Regions from separate parts of the Homo sapiens genome. Here regions 2, 3 and 4 are each linked to region 1. A link is a loop called in an ENCODE intact Hi-C map of the cell type or tissue named here. Cell type or tissue: heart left ventricle. All regions are shown on one strand. Each heading gives the region's core, and the rest is flanking DNA. Links, peaks and the distances in the headings are about the cores only. Region 1 overlaps ATAD2B (ATPase family AAA domain containing 2B). Region 2 overlaps KLHL29 (kelch like family member 29). Region 3 overlaps KLHL29 (kelch like family member 29). Region 4 overlaps LINC02923 (long intergenic non-protein coding RNA 2923).

Evidence for each region. A loop is a pair of places that touch in the nucleus more often than their neighbours do. Peaks named below come from ENCODE experiments on the same cell type or tissue, not always from the same donor. Only the 100,000 strongest peaks of a DNase experiment are listed, where the experiment ranks them.
Region 2: a loop joins it to region 1, with 2.4 times the contacts of the local background. A loop is called at or near these places in 19 of 110 quality-filtered maps.
Region 3: a loop joins it to region 1, with 3 times the contacts of the local background. A loop is called at or near these places in 21 of 110 quality-filtered maps.
Region 4: it touches region 1 in a loop (2.2-fold over the local background); 21 of 110 quality-filtered maps call a loop at or near these places.

Annotation. Positions count from the first base shown.
Region 1 is chr2:23,757,793-23,763,447 of GRCh38, forward strand. ATAD2B (ATPase family AAA domain containing 2B) reads right to left here. Exons shown (of 28, transcript NM_017552.4): 24 at 4,417-4,554; 25 at 1-309. Among named protein-coding and RNA genes, the nearest start is that of ATAD2B, 170 kb to the right of the region's middle. In heart left ventricle, for the core only: a CTCF peak has its summit at 3,175 (motif pointing left); no DNase peak of the experiment used is centred there; H3K27ac peaks cover 421 bases.
Region 2 is chr2:23,642,053-23,647,707 of GRCh38, forward strand. It overlaps KLHL29 (kelch like family member 29), which reads left to right. Exons shown (of 14, transcript NM_052920.2): 5 at 286-798. Among named protein-coding and RNA genes, the nearest start is that of LINC02923, 260 kb to the left of the region's middle. In heart left ventricle, for the core only: no CTCF peak of the experiment used is centred there; no DNase peak of the experiment used is centred there.
Region 3 is chr2:23,634,530-23,640,184 of GRCh38, forward strand. KLHL29 (kelch like family member 29) reads left to right here. Exons shown (of 14, transcript NM_052920.2): 4 at 4,610-4,751. Among named protein-coding and RNA genes, the nearest start is that of LINC02923, 250 kb to the left of the region's middle. In heart left ventricle, for the core only: a CTCF peak has its summit at 2,100 (motif pointing right); DNase peaks (open chromatin) are centred at 1,622 and 2,092; H3K27ac peaks cover 1,543 bases.
Region 4 is chr2:23,372,093-23,377,747 of GRCh38, forward strand. It overlaps LINC02923 (long intergenic non-protein coding RNA 2923), which reads right to left. Exons shown (of 6, transcript NR_187213.1): 2 at 4,692-4,834; 3 at 3,506-3,592; 4 at 2,548-3,368. Among named protein-coding and RNA genes, the nearest start is that of KLHL29, 10 kb to the right of the region's middle. In heart left ventricle, for the core only: no CTCF peak of the experiment used is centred there; no DNase peak of the experiment used is centred there; H3K27me3 peaks cover 1,431 bases.

The DNA.
Region 1 (5,655 bases), core at 360-5,359:
CAGTAGATGCAAAGTTCTCTTTTGTGCCTGCTCCATTGTTAAGCCTCTGCCCCTGGTCCAAGTCCATGATGTCACAGGATGATTCATCATTGGTCATAGATAAGTCTCCAGTCTCTTCTCCATTTTCCTCATGGCAGTCAGTGCTTACCTCAAACTCTCCATTCTCTAATAATTTCCTGTCCTCCGTATGGTTCTCATAGTCTGCAAATTTGGTGTCTTCTTCATCTTTTTTTAAATTATTAACTTTCCTTTTCTTAATAATTCCTTTACCCCACTGTGATCTCCGCCTTGATTTTCTCCGAACCCGAACTGTTTTACAAGGAAGGAAAAAAGATATGTAGAACTTGGAATGCAATACCAATTTTACATATGTTTATTAAACAGGACCCAAAAGAAAGTAAACCCATGCTGATGTAACACACAAAAACTACTTAGCTCTTGACATTCATGCTGACTAATCCTTGCAACCTACAAATGGAATGGATATGAAGTCAGGGATGAACTCTGCAGAATAAAACATTTTTTAATGTATTTCCTGTATGAGTTTATTCAGCACTAATCTTTTCTACTATCCTAGATCCTACTTTACTACTGTTCCTAATTTTCAACATCCAAAAGCCACGCATATAATATACACATTTAAAGAATGACCACATTACCAGGCTGCCAGAAAGTTTGGGGCCAAAGCCCTGGATTTCCACCAGGAAGGTGGATGTTTTACTAGCAAAAGGTAGCTCCTAAATCATGAAAGAAAATAAAGACATGATTCAATATAGCATAACAGAACAGTTAAGGGTATCCTCACAAAGAAACCTCTCCTTCCAGAAAAAGGAATCACCCAAAGTTAAGTATGACCATGGATAGATGCCTTATGAAGGTTATTTGGACAATTTGGTGAGCCAACTGTTAATCTCTTCTAGCACAAACAGTTCACCCAGCAGCATCAATTTCTTGCAAAGTTATTTGAGAATATGTAGGAAAACTAAGCCCTCTGCTATCAAGGCAACAACAACAACATAAACAAAACACTGAAAATAAATACTTGGTCACTTATGTGAAAAGGGAGGCCTACAAAAGTTGTAAGGACTATACTCTTAGATGCTAGAAACTATCATGAGCTTTATGAGTAGGCAGCTAGGGCCTCTAGGTATTAATGGACCCTGGAATTTTTAATTTCTCACATATGTATCAAATTGAGGTAGATGGTTAAGCAAGTCTACCTCATTGTCCCTTAAATAAACAAAAAGTTAACTTTTATAATTTGGGACACTTGCATAATACAGTTAAGTGTTCTTCAGAACACTTAAATACAAAAATTATTAAAGCAAACCACTTATGCTAGAGCTGAATCACTTCTGGTATCTAACCCCAAATTCTAAATACTAGTTTGTTGAAAGTATCAGAATAAAAATATTCATTTTTTCTGTGGTTATGAACATAATAATTTTAACTTAAAAAAAGACAATATATATGTTTAATACATCAAAGCTGAAAAGCTTCCTGGGCAAAGATATTTTTTAAAGAAAATATAAATATGAAATCACTAACTGTAGGCTGTTTAATCTGTAGTTTAAAAATTGCTTTATAGAGACAGAAAGGAATATGGTCTTTTAATGACAACCCTTGTTTCTTATATTCACACTGCTTAATATGAATTTAGAATCTATCAACAGTGTAGTGTATTTACATACTTATTTAATCCTTTCATCTTTAATTCCTGCTGCATCTCTGTAAATTCACAAGAAATAGATAAATTTAGTTATAAATATTACTCTTCTTTCTTACCTAAGAATATATCTCCTAAAGGTTTCTGAAATCATCTCCAAAATTCAGGTTATTGAGTCATTTGGCTCAACATGTATTTTTCCTTCAAAACTGTAATCCTGTTAGCACTAACTCTTCATTCTTTTCCCCTATTAATTTCTATTTATATAATTTAAAGTTACAGGGTAATTAGCATAGAGAAGAAAATTTCTGTATTAATCTACTGTTAAAATCTGGTACACAGGCTCAGGTGATGGGCATTTGTAAACATCCCATTAGCTATAAGAAAAACTAATCTAGTCCATATAAAAAATAAAAAGCATTCAGCTTGCTCTGACTCTGCAAGTTAGCGCTATTAGGCTTTTACTACCTGACAGGCCATTCCTGACACCATAACCTCTCTTATTCTGCAACCATGTAACTGAAAGTACAATAGGTTCCCTTTTTCTTTCCTAAGCCATGAAACTAGAGCAAAATGAAGCTGAACTCTGCTCAATCAGGAGTCACCTCAACTACCTGACATGCAGTACATAAGCAAAGGCTGGGAGCCCTGCTGAAGCAAGTTACTGCAGGATAGACCTGGCTAATACGGTAAGAGAAAATGGTCTTAATCTTTGGGAAGTAGGACTGGAGGTATTTTTCTCTTCCTTATATAATTATTTCTAATGGTTGGTATAATTTTGGCAAAATAAGAGAAACAGACCACATTAGCTCCACAAGAAGAGATTTTTGTTTTAGTCACTGATGTATCTTCACAGTACCTGGCATGTGGCAAGAGTATATATTAGTATTTGTGGACCTAATGCTTAATATACCATTTCCAGCTAGGCATGGTGGCTCACACCTGTACTTCCAGCACTTTGGGAGGCCGAGGCTGACGGATCACTTGAAGTCAGGAGTTCGAGACCTACCTGACCAACATGGTAAAACCCCATCTCTACTAAAAATACAAAAAAATGAGCCAGGTGTGCTGGCAGGCGCCTGTCGTCCCAGTAGCTTGGGAAGCTGAGGTGGGAGAATTGCTTGAACCTGAGGAGGCGGAGGTTGCAGCGAGCCAAGACTGAGCCACTGCACTCCAGCCTGGGCAACAGAGAGAGACTCTGTCTCAAGAAAAAAAAAAAAAATAAATAAATTTATATATATACACACACACACACACACACACACACACACATATACACACACACACACACATACACACACACACACACACACCACTTCCTTCATCGGGGTGCTCTGTGTGAAAAGTCCATTTAGAGACACGATCTTTAGAGTCAATTTTTATAGCATCACTGAGTTTGTTTCCAAAACTAAGGCCTTAGGAAAGCAACTACGCCTTAGGGACATTCAGATTTCTTATTTAAGTTAATGTAAAACAGAAAAATTATGGGTCGCATATGCCATCTACTGGTAAGAGAAAACAAAACTCATATTTGTAGATTCAAAAAGTTTTTAAAATATTTAAAGGCACTTAAAACTTCTTCAAGTGAATAGTCAATGTATTTTCATTCATAAATATTTGTAGCAGATGCATAGAATGTAAAGAATTTCAAAGTTTAAATTAGAGTACTACATTACACAATCCAAGTCATGATCTGAAATACAACTAGGCCAAATAGGCTTAATCAGTTTCACGGCATCATCGAGTCCTTTCTCAAACTTTCTCATATACAAATGCCACTTACCAAAAGGGGACAAGCTTTAAAAAGGTGGGTATAGTTTATTCATTCAAATTCAATGCCACTGGTGAAACAACATATTATAGCTAGCTTTACTGACAAAGTAGTTCAGGTTGAGTATCCAAAATCCAACACTTTTTGAGCACTGACATGTCGTTCAAAGTAACTGCTCGTTGGAGCATTTCAGATATCTGATTTTTGGATTAGGGATGCAGAACCAGTAAGTACAATGCAAATATTCCAAAATCCAAAAAAAATCCAAAATCCAAAACACTTCTGGGTCCCAAGCATTTTGGATAAGGGATACTTAACCTGGATTATCACCTTTATACCAGAAAAACAGCATGTATCTTCCAAGGAAGGCTATCTTTAGTGAAACAGAAGAACTCTATTAGAAAGACGCAGTGTTTATTAACATTTGACTTTTGGAAATGTTATAGATCAACATGAATGAGTACAAAAAAACTCCCAATTTTCCCTTTAAATACATCTCACAAAAACTACAAAGAAAAGAAGGCTGTGCCAATTTTTCAAACTGAACACAAAATAGTCTCTCAGAAAAATCAACTTCCTGTTGCCAGATCAGACACACCCACATGCGGGAGTGTCCATTTCCCACCCTAAAGAGAACATCCTGCATAGTGTACAAGGAGTGGAGGATAAGGACAGGGGCATATAAAAATTCTACTGGCTCCACATGGCTATCCAAAAACCAAAGTTTAAAACTGAAAATATTCAAGCCTAGTTCAATTGTCATAGCAAATAATATTGAATAGGGATAGAAAATAACAAATAAAGTTAAAGAAATATATTTCTGATTCAGCATTTACCTCACAAGCTCTTCTTCACCTCTGAAAAGAGATTAAAAGAGCTATGGGAAAAGAGCGGCACTTTGTTTTGTACCCAATTCCTAACATATCTACATCATTCTCAGTTGTTCTCACTACTGGATAACATGAGCTGAAATACTCACATGCACATTTATTTGCAGAGTTGTGCCACACATCCATTGGATTTCTTTGTTTGTGCCGAAATGCCTCTTCGACTCTAGTTTCTGTCTTCCGAGCTCCAGTACTATGAGGATTTATTTGTTCTGATGTTACTGATAAGCCTGCAAGCAGAAGATAAGCAATACCTCTTTAAATATTCCCAGCTACATAAACCAAAAGGTTTTTAAAAAAATCTCAAATACAAAACTGAGTTTTAAAGTCATTAATTATACTAGGGCAGTTTGCAGTTCCAATGAAAGCAGTGTCTTTTGTTTTAAGATGGGTAAGAAACTTAGATATAAAATCATAAAAATAAAACAATCTGGCAGGCCATGTTTACACTTAATCCCCAAAGGGGCCCTATTTTTATTCATTTTAATTCACAAAGAGGCACATTTTACATTATTATGACTGTGGAACAATAAGATTATATATTATCCAAAAATAATGACCTCTGCCATCTTAGAATGTACAACAGTCTACTGGGCTACTAAACCCCATTCCCGTGAACTGTTTCAAAATGCTATTTGCTTCCTGTCGCACCACACTGCAGTCAGTTTGGTTGTCCTGCATTATATTCCTAAGACTAATCATTCTATCTTAATTTTCTTCACTAGAGATTTATTTCTTCTATGTGGTCCTTAAGTTGGTTTTTCTCCAGGTTCTCTCTGTAACCACTTTTCTTCTTACTCTAATCTACACATTCCCCAGCGAAGTATCATTGTGTTCAGGTTCAATTACTATTATATAATAATTCTCAAATCTGTATCTTTAGCCCAAACATCTCTGATCCAGATATACAACTTCTGATCCATATATACAACTCCTTACTTCATATCTCCAACTGAATTTCCTAAAGATAGATCAAATTAAAGATAACTGGTTTATCTTTCCCTACAAAACAAAACAGTTTGTTCTTATAGATTCCCTATCTAGATTGGGAGTATTAGTATCTACTAAGTCACTCAACCAGTAATATGGCAGCCAGTTTTTATTCTTCCTTCACTTCACAGTGCTCTCCATCCCTGCGGCTACATCTCACTTATATTAATCTCTTCTAACTCCCTTCCTACTTCATTAATTAAAACCCTGGACTACTCCAACAGGTTTTTGTTCCCCAACAGCTTTACTGAGATACAATTTATATAACATAAAAATCACCTGTTTTAAGTGTACAATAAATAGTTTTTAGTAGATGTATAGAATTGTAAAATCACCACAGC
Region 2 (5,655 bases), core at 333-5,332, 120 kb before region 1:
CAAGTCTCTCAAAGGGCTCTGCTTCCTTCTCTCTGCTCTGCTGCCTCTCACCTCTCCCAGGCAGGCCTCACTTCCTCCTCTGAGCCCCGATGGCTGTTTGTTCGTAGACCCCCTAGCACACTTATCCTGGGCTGCCATGATCACAGATTCCTAATCGGTCAGTTCCTGGACGCAGGTGTCTCGTTCCCCTCTGTGACCTAGCACCCAGTGCAGGGCCGGGGATGGTCAGTGTTTGTTGAATGAAAATGTAACCGGCAGATGACGTTTCTTCCATCTCCCTTGCAGGCACAGGGCCATGGGTGACCACGGTGGCCGCCGGGAACCAGCCCACCCTGATTGCACACTCCTATGGAGTGGCCCAGCCTCCCACCTTCAGCCCGGCTGTGAACGTCCAGGCCCCGGTCATTGGGGTGACCCCCTCACTGCCTCCCCACGTGGGGCCCCAGCTCCCGCTGATGCCAGGCCACTACTCGCTCCCTCAGCCGCCCTCTCAGCCACTGAGCAGCGTGGTGGTCAACATGCCTGCCCAGGCCCTGTATGCCAGCCCTCAGCCCCTGGCCGTGTCCACACTGCCCGGTGTGGGGCAGGTGGCCCGCCCAGGACCCACCGCTGTGGGCAACGGCCACATGGCAGGGCCCCTGCTGCCTCCACCGCCGCCAGCCCAGCCGTCCGCCACTCTCCCCAGTGGTGCCCCTGCCACCAATGGGCCCCCCACAACCGACTCGGCCCACGGGCTGCAGATGCTGCGGACCATTGGCGTGGGGAAGTATGAGTTCACCGACCCGGGGCACCCCAGAGGTAAGTCCTGCTGCCACGTGCCTCCCCACGGGCCTGCGTCTGCACCTCCCTGCGCGGTCACTGCAACACCACCGGGACAGGGGGTGCTTCATGCCAGCTCCTTCACTGGCCTCCCCAACCCAGAGGCTGCAGTGGAGCCTCCACCTGCCCAAGACAACTGGCCTGAGATGGGGGAGGGAGGGGGAAGGTGTGGAGGGCGGGACAAACAAAGTGGGAAAATGCGCCGGGGTAAGAAGAGGAAGGAAGGGAGAGCCTGCAAAGCCCAGAGCCCGTCCCCCTCCAGCCCAAGCCCTGGCCATTCTCACCTCCAACCCCCAAGGCCAGGCCAAGCTGCAAAAGGGTGAGAGTCATCCACTCCTCTCAGGGCACCGCAGAACAGTCCCTTTGGGGGCCTTCTCCACATTCCATCCATGAGGACATTCAGAGCATGTACTGTGTCCTTCCCAGGGAAGGCACTCTCTGTCGTGCCATCGGATGAGAGCACTGCCCAAGGCAATTTAGTTAGGCCCAAGAGACATTCCTAGACCATCTTGAGGCACTTGAATGTTTCATTTCAAGGATCCAGGGGTGGCTTTGTGAGACCTTGGGAAAGAGCACCTCCAGCCTCAGCCTTCAGTTAACCCTCTTCCCCCAGCCTCAGGGGAGTTTCATTCCAGGGAACTCGAAGGTAGATCCTTCAGAACAGAGCCTCGGGAAGGATGCGTGCTAGACATGGTCCTAGTTGGAGCCCCCGGTCTTAGGGTTAGAGTTCTTGATGTCTGTCTGAGGGATCAGTCCAGACTGGAAGGCAGAAGGGGACAGGAGGACCAGGGCACACATATGAGGCTTGCTGGATTCCTCTGCTATAGGTTTGCCTAGCCCTTAGTGCCCCAGACAAGCCAAGTCCCTGCTCCTGCTGGATGCAGTGGGGAAGGCTGCTGGGCCACTGCCAGGTACAGGCAGTGGGGGCATAAGGGTCCATGGCAAACAGTCTGGCCCAACGGGGTGTCTACATCTCTTTTGAAAGAGGACACTAGACGGTCCCAGAAAGTATGCATCTCTGGGCACAACTTCCCAGCCTTCCCACATAAAACCCCTTGAGATGGCATTTCGGGGTGCTCTGCCTTTCGGCAGAGCAAGGAACCCCACTAGCCACTCTCCTGTCTTCTCTCCCAAGTCTCTTCCTTTGTCATTTCAAGCAATTTTCATGCCTTGTCAAGCATCCCAACAATAAAGCTCATGTCTGGATCTCTGTTGGGTTTAATTCCCAATCTGACTGAGCCCTAACTGCCTTTGTTTTGGAAATCAGCACTAGTTTTAAATGACAAAATTGTAGAAAATTACATCTAAATTCTGGTAAACTCTTGCTTTAAGATCTTTTTTAAAAAAATGACTAAATTGATTTTTTCTTTGCATTGTTTTGGTTAAGCTCTGTCTCCCTTTAAAAAAAAAAAAAGAAAGAAAGAAACTTACTCCCAGTTCAAGTTCATGAGTTACCAACTCTGACAACTGGGCAGCGGGCATCCTACTTCCAAGGCTATGCCAAAGCCCAAGGCACCGGGTGGCATATTCTGTCCCCACATAGCCCCTCTGGGCTAATGCAAGATCTTGCTGGCTTGCCACGTTCCAGGCACGCATCTAGGAAAAGGAGCTGTTTTGTGCAAAAAGGTAACTAGCTGAGAAAGGACTGGAGTCCCTAGTCTGGGGCTCAGCACCAAGCTGGGATCTGCCCCACCAAAGCTGCTGGGTGCAGGCAGCTAAACATTGTCAGCCCTGAGCCCATGAGATCAGAAAGACACAGGTGGCGGGGACAGGACCCTGCAGGACTTCTGTGCCCACTGGGTCAATGACCATTGCAGAGCTGTTCCTGTAACCTCTGTGCAAGGACCTGAGGGTGTGAACCATCCTCTGTGGTGGTCCTGAGCCAATGGAAGGGAGGGGACAAGAAATAGGGGCCCTGCTAAGATTCCCTCTACCAGGCCCCACTGGGCAGACCGAGGGCCAGGTGTGAGGGCCAGGGATGGGGTGGGCCTAGAAAGTGTCCTCAGCCCTGCCTTCTGGTGAGCCAGCGGGACCCACCAGCTCTAGCCAGTGACAACAACTGACCGGTCCATCACCCTGATTTCCAGAGGTTGCCAGCACACTGGCTCTTTCCTCGAAATTCCATGTAACTCGCTTCTCTATTTACGGCCTCATCAGCTGATGGAGCCCCTTATATTTGCAGGGAAGAAAGAGTGACGCACGCGCCTACAAATGCCTCCAAACTCAAGCCTGGGTGGGTTTTTTCTTTTTTTAATATATAAGTAATTTCTCTTTTCATTTCTAATCTTAAAAGCCTTTATTGCTGAAGCTATAATTTGTCTGTCAGATCTAATGTCAAACAACTGCATATTTTTTAAAATAAGAAACCCGAATTTTGAAACTAAATCTTTGAAACTTGCCATGTGAGAGTCGTGTTCCTGACAGGACCAGGTGGGCTTGGATCTGGGTCACTTTTAATTTTGCCCCTAGGGATTTTACATCTCTGAAGCCCAATTGATTTCACACTCCTAAATGACAGACAGCTGGCTCCAGGCAGGAACAGGAGGCTCTGCGTGATGGCGTCAACACAAGTCAGAACTCCACTTTAGAAAAAAAAAAGAACTTTCCTTTTCTCCTGTTCTCTGTTTGAAACCTTGCCCAGCATTATAATAAGATCCACCATGCAATGCCTTGAGATCTAGCTCGTTAAAGTCCCCGATATTCCCTGCTATTGTTTGACGTGACAACCTGGCCTCTCCCGGGGTTGAGTAATTATGGGGAGATTCCCCTCCATGAAGAACAGGTCTTGCCAGCCAGAGGGATGGGCCACTGGTATTTTTAGACTTCATTAGTGCCCAGATTTAAAATTTCACATTTTGTTTCTTGTAATTATCTTCTGATCGACTGAGCTCAAATTTCAGTTGGGGCCCTATTAGTCTGCCTTTCCAAAAAGGGCGTTGGGACTTTAATTTAAAACTTAACCAGTTGAAAAATAAAGGTGGCGTGGAAATGCTTTTTGATTTGCAGTAGGTCAAGCGATTGTCTCTCATCTGTGACTAGAGAAGCCAGCTTGTGTGCCATTCACTTTAATGAGTGTTATTTAAATGCATTGAGCACATATAGATTTTCTTAAGAAACTTACAAGACAAATCTTTCTTTCTCTAAGAACAATTTGGGGGTGGGAGCAAGCTGTAGGATTTTTTTTTTAGATGATGTATTGAAAGCTAATTAAAAATAGATTTCATGTGTGCAAAGTGATAAGGGAGGAAAAAAGAATTCGTTCCATTTGAATCCTGTTATGAAGTACCTAAGACATTTGTCTCGTTGTTGGATTGGAACCACCGAGCTAACACATGGGGAGAGGTGTGGCCAAGCTCAGGCCTCGGTGAGACCTGGAGTCAGTGTTACTACCCCAGGATCCCGTGAACCCAGCTGTGCGTGCCTGATGACAGAGCACAGGCTATGAATGCAGCTATTTCTACCCCTGCCTTCTTTGGCAAACAGTTTTTGGTGGCTCAGAGGATGTATGGGGACCTTTTAAAGCCCCAAGCTCCAGGCCTAGTGGTGAGCTGCAGAAAGGCTATTGTGTCTTCACCTGCGTGGCTGGGAGTGAAGAGTCAGGCTGCACCTGCTCCCACCTGCTTCTAGACCAGAAAGCAAAGCCCGTGTCAACCTGAGCAGGGAAAGGTATCTCTTCGGACTTCATATTTTGCAGGGGCCTAGGGTGAGGGGTCATGAGGATCCATCTACAGGCTTGTCCTCCCTTCTGGGAGGCCGTACTGGGAGAGAGGGATGGTTCAGCCCCTTCCTTTGGTTCTCCAGCTCCTCCCTTCCTATTCTGGCACTGGACTTCCACCTCATGGCACACCATTCATCCTCGCTGCTGCATTCATCCCTGTCTTCACAAGTAACAGTGATGAGATCTTGTGAAAATACTTTGAGGCACAGGGAATAGCTGTGTGACTGGGACAAGCCTCCTCACTTCTCTAAGCCTCTTTCCTCATCTTTAAAGTGGGGGTGACAGTACCACCCTCACAGGGCCTCAGGGAGGATTGAGTGAGATTGCGGACATGTCCGTACATAGCACTGTGCCTGCTTACCCCAAAAGCAGCTCTGGCTATTGCCTCTGGTCCAGGGTCTAGAGAGTTCAGCAGAGAAGGAGGCTAGGGAAGGGGCAGAAGGCCAGGCCCTCCCCAGCGCAGAGGAGATGGAAGAAGCCCATGCTTGTCCACAGGGCTGGCAATCCCTGGTCAAGCCATTTAACTTAGGGATGGGGACCCCTTCCCTAAAAGGGAGGTGGGATGCATCCCTTTTCTGTCAGGAGGACTCAGGATGGCTCTCCCCAGGTGTGAGGCCTGGCACTGATCTCATCTCTCCTTGCCCCACACTCTGACATGTCCAGGGCACATTGTTCCTTCCACAGCCTCCATAAATATTCTGGAAGAAGCTGGGAATGCATGATAAAGCTGTTCGCCCACACTCAGGCCAGAGGCACAGAATTTTATCCAGACTGAAACTGTCTTCCCACAGACCTATTCTTCCTGTGTCTGTGCCTCAGAAATGCCAACATGAATTCATTCAGGGTTCAGACTCAAGGCCTGCGTTGTCTGTGGCCAGCCCTTTGTCCACCTCTAGCACTAAGTCTGAAAACTCAATCGATTCAGGTTTCTACATATGTCCTCTGCTCTTCTGTACCCCCACCACCCCACCATCAGGCCACCGTCACCTCTGGCCTGCACACTGGCCTCCCAGCCCACAGTGCATTCCTTCCAGTCTGGCTCTACGGTGCTGCCAGAGTGATTTTTCAAAATGCAGGTCTGGCCCTGCCACACCCTGTCCAACAACCCAGTTGCTCTG
Region 3 (5,655 bases), core at 196-5,195, 120 kb before region 1:
AAACAGTGGAGGGTGCTGTGTTCTAGTTTCTCCAGGAGACTCCCCCAGGTTCCCCCAGCTCCACAGAGGCAGTAGTCACTCCTCAGTGTCCATGCCTTCATCACACCCAAGCATCCGGAGGGGCTAATGAGTTCTGCTGGTCAGTGGATTGGGCCATCCAGGGCTCCAGGCAGCCTCCAGCAGCATCCAGGGCAACAGTGTTAAGGGTCCCAGCACACCCGGCCCCCATGACGTGGAAACCTCAGCACCCCCAATGAGGGAACCGTGCTGTTTCACTGCTCTGCTCTGTGACTCGTGTCATTCACTCTCCCTGGAATCCACCCTGTGCATTCATTCATTCATTCATTCATCGAGCCAGCAGTGATATATGCTTCTTCCACTGGCCAACACTTTAGCTCAGAGACCCTGCCCTCATGGAGTCATGGAGCTTTGCAAAGACAGGGCAGAAACAAGGCCCTGGGGGCAGTGCATTAAGTACTGTGATCATTGGGTACACAGAGAGTAGAGGTGAGAACAAGCAAGGCCTGGGAGGACCCCAGGGGAGTCCCTGCCATCTCTCAAACCTCCCTGGCCACACAGGACGCTGCTAGTCTATATGGCACCTTTGTGCAAAGTAGAAAAAGGGGTTTCCTCTGGGTGGACAAATTAGCAAAAGCCTCTCGGGGCTGTGTGTCGCAGACTCGTGGGTACACAGCCTGGTGAGCAAAGGGTACTCCATGGGCATCCACTGCTCCTGCCTCCCCAGGTGAGTGTCAGCCCCTTGCCCTCTGCCAGGAATCTTTCATTGCATACCACCTGCGGCCCTACACACCTTTCCCTAAATGAAGCTGGTCCCTCAGAGCAGCTGTGTGGGCCATGCACAGCTGGTTCCCCCCAAGCTGGTGGAGTGAACCCACGTGTCCTCTGAGACTGCTGCAGGGTGGAGGCCCCCAGCCCCCATGGCCAGCAGGTGCCTCCCCCTCTGCGCTGCCTCACGGAGAGCTTCAACCGTAGAGGCCCTCGGTCTTTAGTGTTCTTCAGTCGCTGAAAGAAGCAGGATGCTGTCAGCTGCCATAAAACTGTGACCTTTGAAAATTTACAAGAGCTCAGGGTTTAAAAAGCTGCTGCGTTAATGATGCATCCCATTAGCATCTCATTAAGGGAAAGCCAAGAGAAGCCTGCTCAGGCCTGATGATGGGCAGATAGGGCCACTCCGTGGGGCCAGGCACAGAGAGGCTCTCCTGGTCTGCCTCTCTCTGCCAAGTGCCATCATGTCACTGGAGCAGAAAACATGGCCAGGAACACTGGGGAACGGCCAAAGGTCTGGGTGGCTTCACTGGTGTCCCAGATGATGGCAGTGGGAGGGCACGAGGGGAAGCTTGCTCAATTCTGCCTTCTTCCCTGCTGCCCGGGCTAAGTTCTTCTGGTTGGTTTTCGTGGCATTCTTGTGTTGGCAGCCCTCCCGACCAGGAGGCATGGAAATCAGGGTGGCCTGGGCTTGCAGACATTCTGAACCATGGGAGGAAAGAGTTAGCAGGAGCTGGGCTCAGAGCTGGACCCACGGCCCTGAACATGGTCCCCTAGAAGCTTCCAGAACCCGGGGACCACATGGGTTTACTGAGGGCCTGGAACTCGTCGTAGGAGGGGCCTCTAGTCAGGCCGCGCTGACGCACATCACCAGTGGCTCTGCACGTCACCCACCCGGGGGCCCAGCCTCCTCGGCAAAGGGCACACCCCGTGTCCAGGTTTTTTCTGGAGGAAGTGGAGGAAGGAATGTCATTGCATTATTTTAATAAAATACATAAAATTCCTGAACTACAGGTTGCTTGTAGCTTCAGATGTTGTGAGTGCTCAGTAGAAAATGGGTAGCCTTATGTATCTACCCTAAAGGAAAAAAAAAAAAAAAGACTTGATTCTCACCACAGAGCTGCTTTCTTATACATAAGAAATTGCTTGTAGTATTCATGAACGACACAGCCAAACAGCAGGCCGGTTGTAGCCCACTTCGCCTGCTCACAGCCCATCTGGGCCCGCCTCTGCACACCCGGGATACCCCAGCTTCTTTCCCTCGAGCTGTTCATATATTGAGTCCTCCCACTGTCCCACAGCAGCCACTTGAGGGCAGGGCTGAGTCTTGGTCACCCGTGTCCCTAGTGCCTCGAGCAGTGCCCGACACAGACATACAGCAGAAGAAACAAACTAAATGAGTGAGCGGTAGGAGTGCTTTGAAGCCAAGGGGCTGAGCAATCTGTGTTGGAAAAGTGTGAGATTTTTCAAGTTCAGAAACTCCACCAATTTTAGGGTGACCGTTGGAACTCCTGAAGTTTTAGCGCTCAGAACATGGGGACCCAAACTCGAGGAGACCCCAACCTCCTCTCCTGGAGGCAGGGGCTGCTCCAGGGCAAGTTTCCAGAAGCTTCCCTACCCTGTCGAGTTGCCAGGCCGGAGTGTGATTCAGGAGGGGAGAAGCAGTGGCTGTCGGAAGAGGCTGAAAACCTCTGCAGCCTCTTGCCTGGGACACCTCTAGGATCCCACACGGTGGAGAGGGGCTGCAACACCCCCTCCAGGCAGGAGGGGCTTCTGTACTGTCCAGGAAGGGAGTGCCGGTCAGGAGGCTGGGATCTTAGCATTCACACTTTGCTCCCAGGCCCAGTGTGGGACTTGGCACAGGCTCCTTCTCCCTCAGATGCCTCTGATTCCGAGGAAAGCAATTTCCTGCCTCTGAGCCTCCAGGACTGGAGAGCCTGGAAATACAGCGAAGGCTGTGGAGTGGATAGATCCTTCAGACAGGGCACTCGTTAAAAGCTGTCTATTTGGAGAATGCTGGAAAAACCATGCTATTGTTCCCTAAGACTATTAGTGAGTGCGGCTAAGTCCCCAACCCCCTCTCCTCCCAGCCTCTGCCTGTCCCACAGATAGAAATGGGGCAGGCCCTCTGATAAGGAAGCTTGTCCCTTGAATTGTTCTTTTCTCAGGAGATTCACCCTTTTCCTTTGTTTCTTGCTCTGTTCACAAAAGCAAAGCATCTGAAATGCAGGCCAGAGATAAAGTGCAGCCTGATGCAATTAGCTGAGCGCAGCCCACAGGTCCTAATGGGATACGGCTCCCGTTCCTCCAGCAGGCCCTTACATAGGCGCTGTGTGTCGTCTGCACTATGCGTCGAAGCCCCAAGTGTTGCCCAGCCTCCGCATCCACACCCCCTTTCTGTCCCTGGCACAGAACCCAGGAGAGCCACTCTGGTCAGAGGGGCTCAGCAGCAGGCCCTGTCTCCCACCAGCTGGGTTCCTGGGTCAAGTTTCATCAGAAGTCACCGTGAGGACCATGGTCCTCACCTGAGAGGCCTGCAGATGCCCCGGAGGCTCCTGTGTGCTTCTGTGACTGTTCCTGGCAGGCATCCGTATCCACCCCTCATCCCACACCTGGTTGGGGTCTGGCTGTGCTCCTGGGAGCTGTGCTGACTCTTCCCGGGGCCACCTCTACTGACACCCACACCTGTGCATATCCCAGGTATCCTATCCCAACCTTGCCAGCATGTATCCAGGATTTTTTTTTTCCTATTACATATAATGGCCATAGTAAAAAAAAAAAAAAAAGACAAATACAGAAAAGTATAGACAATAAAATAAGTTACCCATAATCCTCTCACCCAAGAATAACATCCCTGTTAACATTTTGGTCATTTCCCTCCTACACATATTGTTTGACACAGGGATGTTTACATAGGGAGGCCATTTGTGTATCATTCTGTGGCCTGTTTTTCTCATTAAACATTATGATGTAAGCATTTTGTCATCAAGAATTCTTAGTACACATGATTTTTGATAGCTATATAATATTCCATTATAAGGCTGTGGCTCAGGGAGACAAATACTGTCCTGGTGTTTTTTTTTTCACTCTGAGGTTTATTTTTTCCTTCATCTACAAATCTGAACTAGAGAGTGGGCTCATGGAGCAGAAAGCCTGTCTCCTTCCTGCACAGAGGAGCTGAGGGTCCCACCATCCACCTAGGAGCAGTATCTGAGCTATCCCCGCCATGGGCCTCAGCTCCCCACTTCCCCACACTTCCTCCATAGGACAATTGGGCCTCAGAGGCTGGTGTGGGGGCAGGATAGGAAATGTATAAAGTCCCTCACCTGCTGTCTGCTGGTGGCCCCTTGGAAAGCTGTCCTCTCCCATGTCCAAGAGCCAGCTAGTGGTGGCACAGAGGCTGGGCTGGGCACACAGTCAGTACTCAGCACATGCCCGATAAGTTGGTAGCATCTGTGTGGTTGTGGTTTGTGGATGGTCCGAGGGCCAGAGAACCCATCTCATATCTCAGAATGCTCTTCCCGTTGTGATAGGGCAGGTGGAGTGAGTGGCCACGGAGGGTGACAAGGGAGGCACTGGCTTGGATGTTCCTAGAGGCAGGAGCTTAGCAGAGGTCCCAGCTGCTACTACTATGGCAGAACCCCCTGCAATTCCCACCAAAGACTGGGTGGAGGGCTGAGGCTCTGCCTCTGACCCTGTACTCAGTGGGCGAAGCTTAGGCAACTGGAGTCTTGTTTTGGAGGCTAGGTCCCTCCTAGGGAGTCTTGTTCTGGAGGCTGGTCTCTGGCCAGGCTATGCTCACCTCCTCATCTGCTTCCCACAGGCTCCCGGCATCTCCAAAGGGGACAGTCAGTCCCAGGGACTGGCGACCAGCATCCGGTGGGGGCAGACGCCTATCAATCAGTCCACACCCTGGGACACTGATGAGCCACCCTCCAAACAGATGAGAGAGAGTGACAATCCAGGTACGTACCTCATCGGCAGATAGAAACGACTGAGCCCAGGGCTTGGCGGGAAGCTAGAGGCTTCCTGGGGACCCCAACTCCTGCACAGCAGGTCTTGAACCCAGGGCCTGCAGAAGCCCCCTCCTCAGGTTCAGGGGGCAAAGGCACTGTGTGTAATTCCCTGTGAAGGAGCTGTCCCTCTGCGTCTTCCTCTGCTACTCAAGGACTCCAGAGAGCAAAAGGAGTGAGAATGACATTATCAGGGTGACTTTCAATTGAGTCTAGATTCTTTTGAATCATCATTCCCAAACCTGGGTACTCTGATTCATAACAAATTTCTCGAGTCATGCCTTCCAGTAAGGTTTTTACTTGCTGGTGGTTGTATGACAACTGGGGTGTTCTACCCTCGGGGACTGGGAATTAATTCGCCAGCTTGTACAACATCCCAGCCCTTCTTTGGACAGCTCCAGCCATAATGAATGCCCTCTCTTTTATCTCCCATTGGCCCCAGAGCGCCCCCTCAGGATACACAGAACACCTCGATTTGGCCCTCCACACAACAGCCCTACAGGTGTCAGGAGACCCCCTTCATCCCCCTCTCAAAGTCTTGGAATAAACACACCAGGCCATTCAGCCATGCCCCACAGCCCATAGATTCCAGGCCCTTTGCCTTCCAAGGCTTTGCTCTGCCCCCTGCATCCCTCTTGAAGTGCAGTGGCCAGAACTCAACAGTGGTCTGCCCGGCACATGCTTCCTTCAGCACCTCTGGTCTCATCACTCCTCAGCTAGTAGCCACGTCACATGCTGCTTCAACAGCACCCCGAGATGCCCCAGCAGCTACGGTTACCCCTGTTCATGTCCTCACAGTTGGGCTTAGGCAGCTGGGTTTGGAGACCCAATAGCAAGGCTTCATCAGTGTTCCTGT
Region 4 (5,655 bases), core at 252-5,251, 390 kb before region 1:
GAGGCTCTGTCCAACAGGCTTTGCGCAGCCCACATCCAGCTCAGCTTGGACGCAGGGCCCAGCCCAGTCCAGCCCAGCACAGAGAGAATTGTGCCTCAGCTGGAGGGTGGATGGTGCTCTGTGGTTCCAAATGGCCAAGGCTGGGAACACTGGAAGGACAACCACAGAAGAGATGTGACACACTCACTGTCCCAGCCACTTGCTCACTGCCCACCTCAGTAGGACCTCCTAAGCTCCAGGAGAAGTGGGGGCTTCAAACGGATCTGTGCTTTTTTATGTCTGCCCAGGGCCTAAATGCCATCATCCCAGAGCCTGGCATCACTGTTCCTGCTGCCTGGCAGAATCAGTAGGTTTTTAACCTGCATTTCTGGAATCTTTTTACATTATCCCTGACAACTCTGTTACTTTGGGTTAAAAACAAACTTTAGCAGCTGTGTAACCTTTAGTCTACAAAGATTGTCAGATCCAAATCCAGAAAATAACACTGCTTCAAACTCCTGTAGCTGAGAAGGCCCAAGGTGACAAAATCCAGGAGGGGAGAAAGCTGTTAGCTGAGGATGCTAAGGAGAGAACAGGGGGAGGCCAGCTACATTTCATATTAGCCAGAAATGTCTGACTTATGTTACATTTTGGAAAACACAGGCTGCAATAATGTCACCATTAAATTAACACCATTAAAGAAAAGCGATTATTAGTGCTTAGAGTTATAGACTCTAATAATAATAATAACACACACAGTATAGCATCCGAGTGGTTAAGGGTCTGGCTTTGAGAGTTACATCCAGATTCGAATCCCAGTCTCACCATTTTATGGCAATGCTGTGTGTTTACCTAACTTCTGTGTGTCTCTGTTTCTCTATTTGTGAAGTGGAAATGATGCCCAACTCTTCAAGGTAATGAGGGATTAAATGAATGGAAGTGAAACTCAAAGGACTTGCAGTAGACAGAATACCAGCCCCTCAAACATGTTGTCTTCCTAATTCCCCAAAGCTGTGTATATGTTACCTTATATGGCAAAAGGAACTTTACAGATTTGATTAAATGAAGAGAGGGACCTAGATTATCTGGGTGGACCTAGCATAATCAGAAGGGTCCTTCTGAAAGGGAGGCAGGCAGTTCAGAGTCAGAGATAGCAATGCCATGGCAGAAGAGAGGTCAGAGAAAGAGTTAAAGACACTTTGCTGCTGGCCTTGAAGACCAAGGAAGGAGCCAAGAGCCAAGGAGTGCAGGCAGCTCCTGGCAGCTGGAAAAGGCAAGGAAAGCCTCCTAGAGCCTCCTGAAGGAACACAGCCCTGCAGATGCCTCGATCTTGGCCTCTGGTTTCCAAAACTGTAAGATAATCCATGTATGTCGCTTTAAGCCACGATTTTGGGGTAATTTGTTACAGGAGCAAAAGAAAACTACATGGGGCTTTGAGCCTACTTCAGCACAGCGCCCAGCACATTCTACGATGTCTCCAAGGGCAGCCAGAGCTAGTAGCTACTAATAGTGACATTAGCGATTCCTTTGTGACCAAACACCCATCAGAGGCCTTCAGCTCTTCCAGGGGACTTTCTCCTCTCCACTCGGTCATCTCCACTGACAGGCGCTCCCACCCCAAGAAGCTCCTCTGTTTTAGGCAGCTGCGAGATGGGTACAGAACGGTCACTCTGGGGTAGACCTGAAATTTGCCTGCTAGGGCTTTCCCGAAACCAGGGCCCCTCTGCTAATGACATGCCTTCGGATAACTGCATGCAGGTCTCAGAGGCCTAACCCCAGAGGCTTCATACCTAAACTCTGAGTTTTCTCACCTTCAGACTGACCTCTTGCAGTTCCTTAAACGTTTCTCACATGACAGGATTCAGAGCTCCCTCCCTGAGACACATCGCTCGTCTTCCTCTCCACACTCTCAGGCATCTCACAAAAGGGAACTCACCACCAAATGCCACATTCCAGGTGTAAAGAGCACCTCTTTCATGCTTCCCTCAATTTAACCCAAGACCACATTGGGCTTAGAGCAGCTGAACAACGTGCCGCATTACTGTCAGCTGAGATTCTTGTTTTTTACTCTCTGCCAGACGCTTTTGCCTCTTGGCCCTGCACTCACACAGGGACTGTTTGGACTGGAGCATCTGACCCTACCGTTTCTCTGTTTCATCTTATATCATTACATTTAGCTTAGCACTGTAGTCTTTGGGCCCTGGTGTGTCAACAAAAGTATTCTCTGCATGTCACCTCAAAATGTGTTAGGTATTAACTAAGTCATCTATGTCCACACACTAATAAAAATATCAAATGCGACACGCGACGACGACTGTGCCTTCAACTAGAAATTTACTTCCGCAAAGACATTGACTAGCATCTTTGGGAATGGCCACAAAAACAGTTCTAAATCCACCTAATAGGCATGCTGGTCTGCAGCTGAAATTACTTCATCTCATGCACGAATTTATCATGAGATTCCTTGGCAGATACCAAGCCGAGGTGTGCTTTGTCTCTACCATAGCTAACACAATTCCCTGACATAATAATCTAGCAAGCCTACCACGAAACTGGGAATACAGTTACCTTGTCGTGGCTTGCTCTTAAAGAACCCACACAGGCTTCTAGAGGATTCTGCTCCATTTTTCACGTACTCACAGCTCAGCCTTAAGTAGTCTGATCAGGGAATTTAATGAGGATGGATAGGATAGCCCCACTTTTGTAGTTTGCAGAAGCTTTCCCCCTCTTTACTAATCAGAGCTATATTTTGCCATTTCTAGCGTTCCAATTTCTTTCACAGTCTCCATGTTCTGTAAAGATTATCAGCAGAGGCTTTACAGCTTCAGAGGCGAGTTCTCTCTACTCCCTGGAGTGTAATTTGTCCTGGCCAGGAGACTTGAGCTCATTTACGGCAGCTTGGTGCTGTTAGAATCTTTTCACTCATCTAGAGCTTCAATTTTCTCTTACCAAAGTTTTCTTTTTCTTTTGAGTCAGTAGATTGTTCTCCTTGGCAGACAAGAAGGGGGCAGAGTTCTGCTCCCTTGCTGTCATTCTAAAATGCAAATAGCGTGGTGTTCCTTGGTCAGCGTTAAATCCTTGGGTGGCTGGCTCCCCTTGGCTTTCAGCAGTGATTCTCAAACTCCCCTGGAGTACTTGTTAAAAAAGCAGATTCTCCAAATCTCCTCTCAGAGGCTGTCAATTGCCATGTTAGCCAGGGTAAAACTAGCTGTTAAAACAAATCCAAAGATGTACGGAGTCTCAAACATGATAGAACTTCTCATTCTCCTAAAGCCCAATAATGAGTGTTCCGAATTAGTGGGTGGTCATCTCCAAATAGTAATTCAGGGATTCAGGGTTTCCTCAATTTTTGTTGCTCTGCCACCTTCAACATGGGGCTTCCAAGATCCCTGCGCAAAAACATAAAGAGAAGGAAAAGTGTATGGAGAAGGTGCAGGGCAATTTTAATGGCTCAGGTCTGGAAATGGCAAGCATTAGCTGCATTCACATTCTATTGGCTAGATCTCAGTCACATGAGTGCACCTACCTGCAAAGGAGACTAGAAAATTGTCTAACTGCCAGGATGCTGGGAGATGTAGTCTCACTCCAAAGGACGCTGGGAAATGTAGTCAAGCTCAGGAAGAAAAGAGAGTTATGCTGAGCAGTCTGCCCATATGGACATAAGATAAGGCTTAAGAAACTGCATTTTCATGAACCTCCCAGGAGATTCTGATGTAAGACCCCATTTTGACCAACACTGCCGTGTCCACTCCCAGTACAGGCACCCAAGGCCTTGCGAAGTGGGTTCCACAGTTCTCCCCAGCCCTGTCTGCACCTCCACCTTGCTCTAATCATATAAAACACTAGCAGCTCCCCAGCCTGCCAGGCTACTTCACGCCTCTGTGCTGGGTGTCTCCTTTTTCTCTGCCCTTTCTCCCTTGGTTCACTTGGCGAATTCCTGCTGATCCTTTGAGACTCAGTTCAAGTGTAATCTCTTCGACCAGGTCATCCCTGACCCACCTGCCCCAGGTAGCACTGCAGAGCCTTTCCTCGTGTCCCTGACCTTCCTGGCCAGAATCTCATTATGGTATTGATTATGCTGAATGGCATTTTGCATTTGCGTTCCCATTTGATTGGGAGACCTTTGAGGGCAGTGACCTTTCCTTTGTGTACTCTGCACTTCACACCTTGCCTGGTACATCGTGGTTGTCAGGCAGTCAGGAAGAGCTGGCGCCACAGAAACTGACCACAATCACAGAGCAGTTCCTTTCTTGATTTTCTGCCCATGTCAAAAAAAAAAAAAGCTTTTTTTGGTTGTTGTTATCCTTACAATTTCACTGCCTTAATTTATTAGACCTAATTAGCAAACTAGGCTTGTGTGACTCTGCTACACCTATCGCTCCTTGTTTTCCCTTTTGCCAGCTCTACTCAAAGTTGAGCTTCTCCAGGAGCTGCCCTGGTCTCATCAGCAACCTGTTCCCACCTTACTATTTCTCTTCAAGTGCACTGGCAATTTACACATTTGGAATTCTACCAGGAGTTCTCCCACCTTCTTGAGCCATCTCTCTTCTTTTTGGAGTCTCATGTCCTCTGATTTCTTGGGGACTGTCAGAAGCCTGAATTACTGAAATCTGGGAAATACGTCCTGTCATCCTTCCATTGTCTAGAAATCATGGAATCTAAGATGATTGTTGAGGTAGCCAGCCTCCAAGATGGCATCCAATGATCCCTACCTCCTGGTGTTCACAGTCTGTGTCCTTTCTCACAGTAAACCAGGGTCAATTGTGTGGTCAGTCCACGATTGGGCTCACTCTCTTACTCTCTCATACGCTCACTCTCCTTCATCACTTGCTGCTCAGGCAGAAACCAGGTAGCCCTGTAAAGAGAGCCACATGGCAAAGAACTGAGGCCTCTAGCCAACAGTCATGCGAGTAAACTTGGCATTGAATCCATGAGCCCCAGTAGAGACTCGAGATGACTGTAGCCTCAGCTGACGTCTGACTGCAACTTTGTGAGAAACACGGAGCCGGGACCACCCAGCCACACTGCTCTTCGATTCCTGACCGTCAGATAGTGTGTGAGGTAATAAATCTTGTTTGTTTTAAGCTGCTAAGTTTTGGGTAAATTTGATAGGCAGCAATAAATGACTAATACAGTTGGGCTTCTTTCATTCATTCTCATCTTATCTTTCAGTCTCCTTTAGGTCAGACTTCAGCAGCATGTAAGATGCAGCCATCATCTAGGAATGCCCGGAGCTTCCCAGAGCAAGGCACTGTTCAACTTCCACTCTGGTTTTGAGACAGATGAAGCTTTAACCTTCATCTAGCCGGACTCCCTCCTACTACGTGTCTGCATGAAAATTATTGCATATTTAAATATGTACATATTTACATATAAAAATATGTAATATTGTTAAATATTACTAAATATTTAAAATAAAAAGAAACAAGAAAAATAGAGTTTTAAGCAGTGTCTGTTGCATAGTAAGTGCTGAACTACTATCTGCTTTTGCTGACATTGTCATCATTCGTACATCATTATTTCATGTACTGTCGCCCCAATTCACCGTTCCATTGCTTTTGAACAACACATATACATCAACTGCCACACGTCAATTTTAATTCCCAGTAAAACTGGCCTTGAGTATAATGATAAGTCACAGCTGTACCCTTTTAAAATCTCAAATTCAGTTTAATT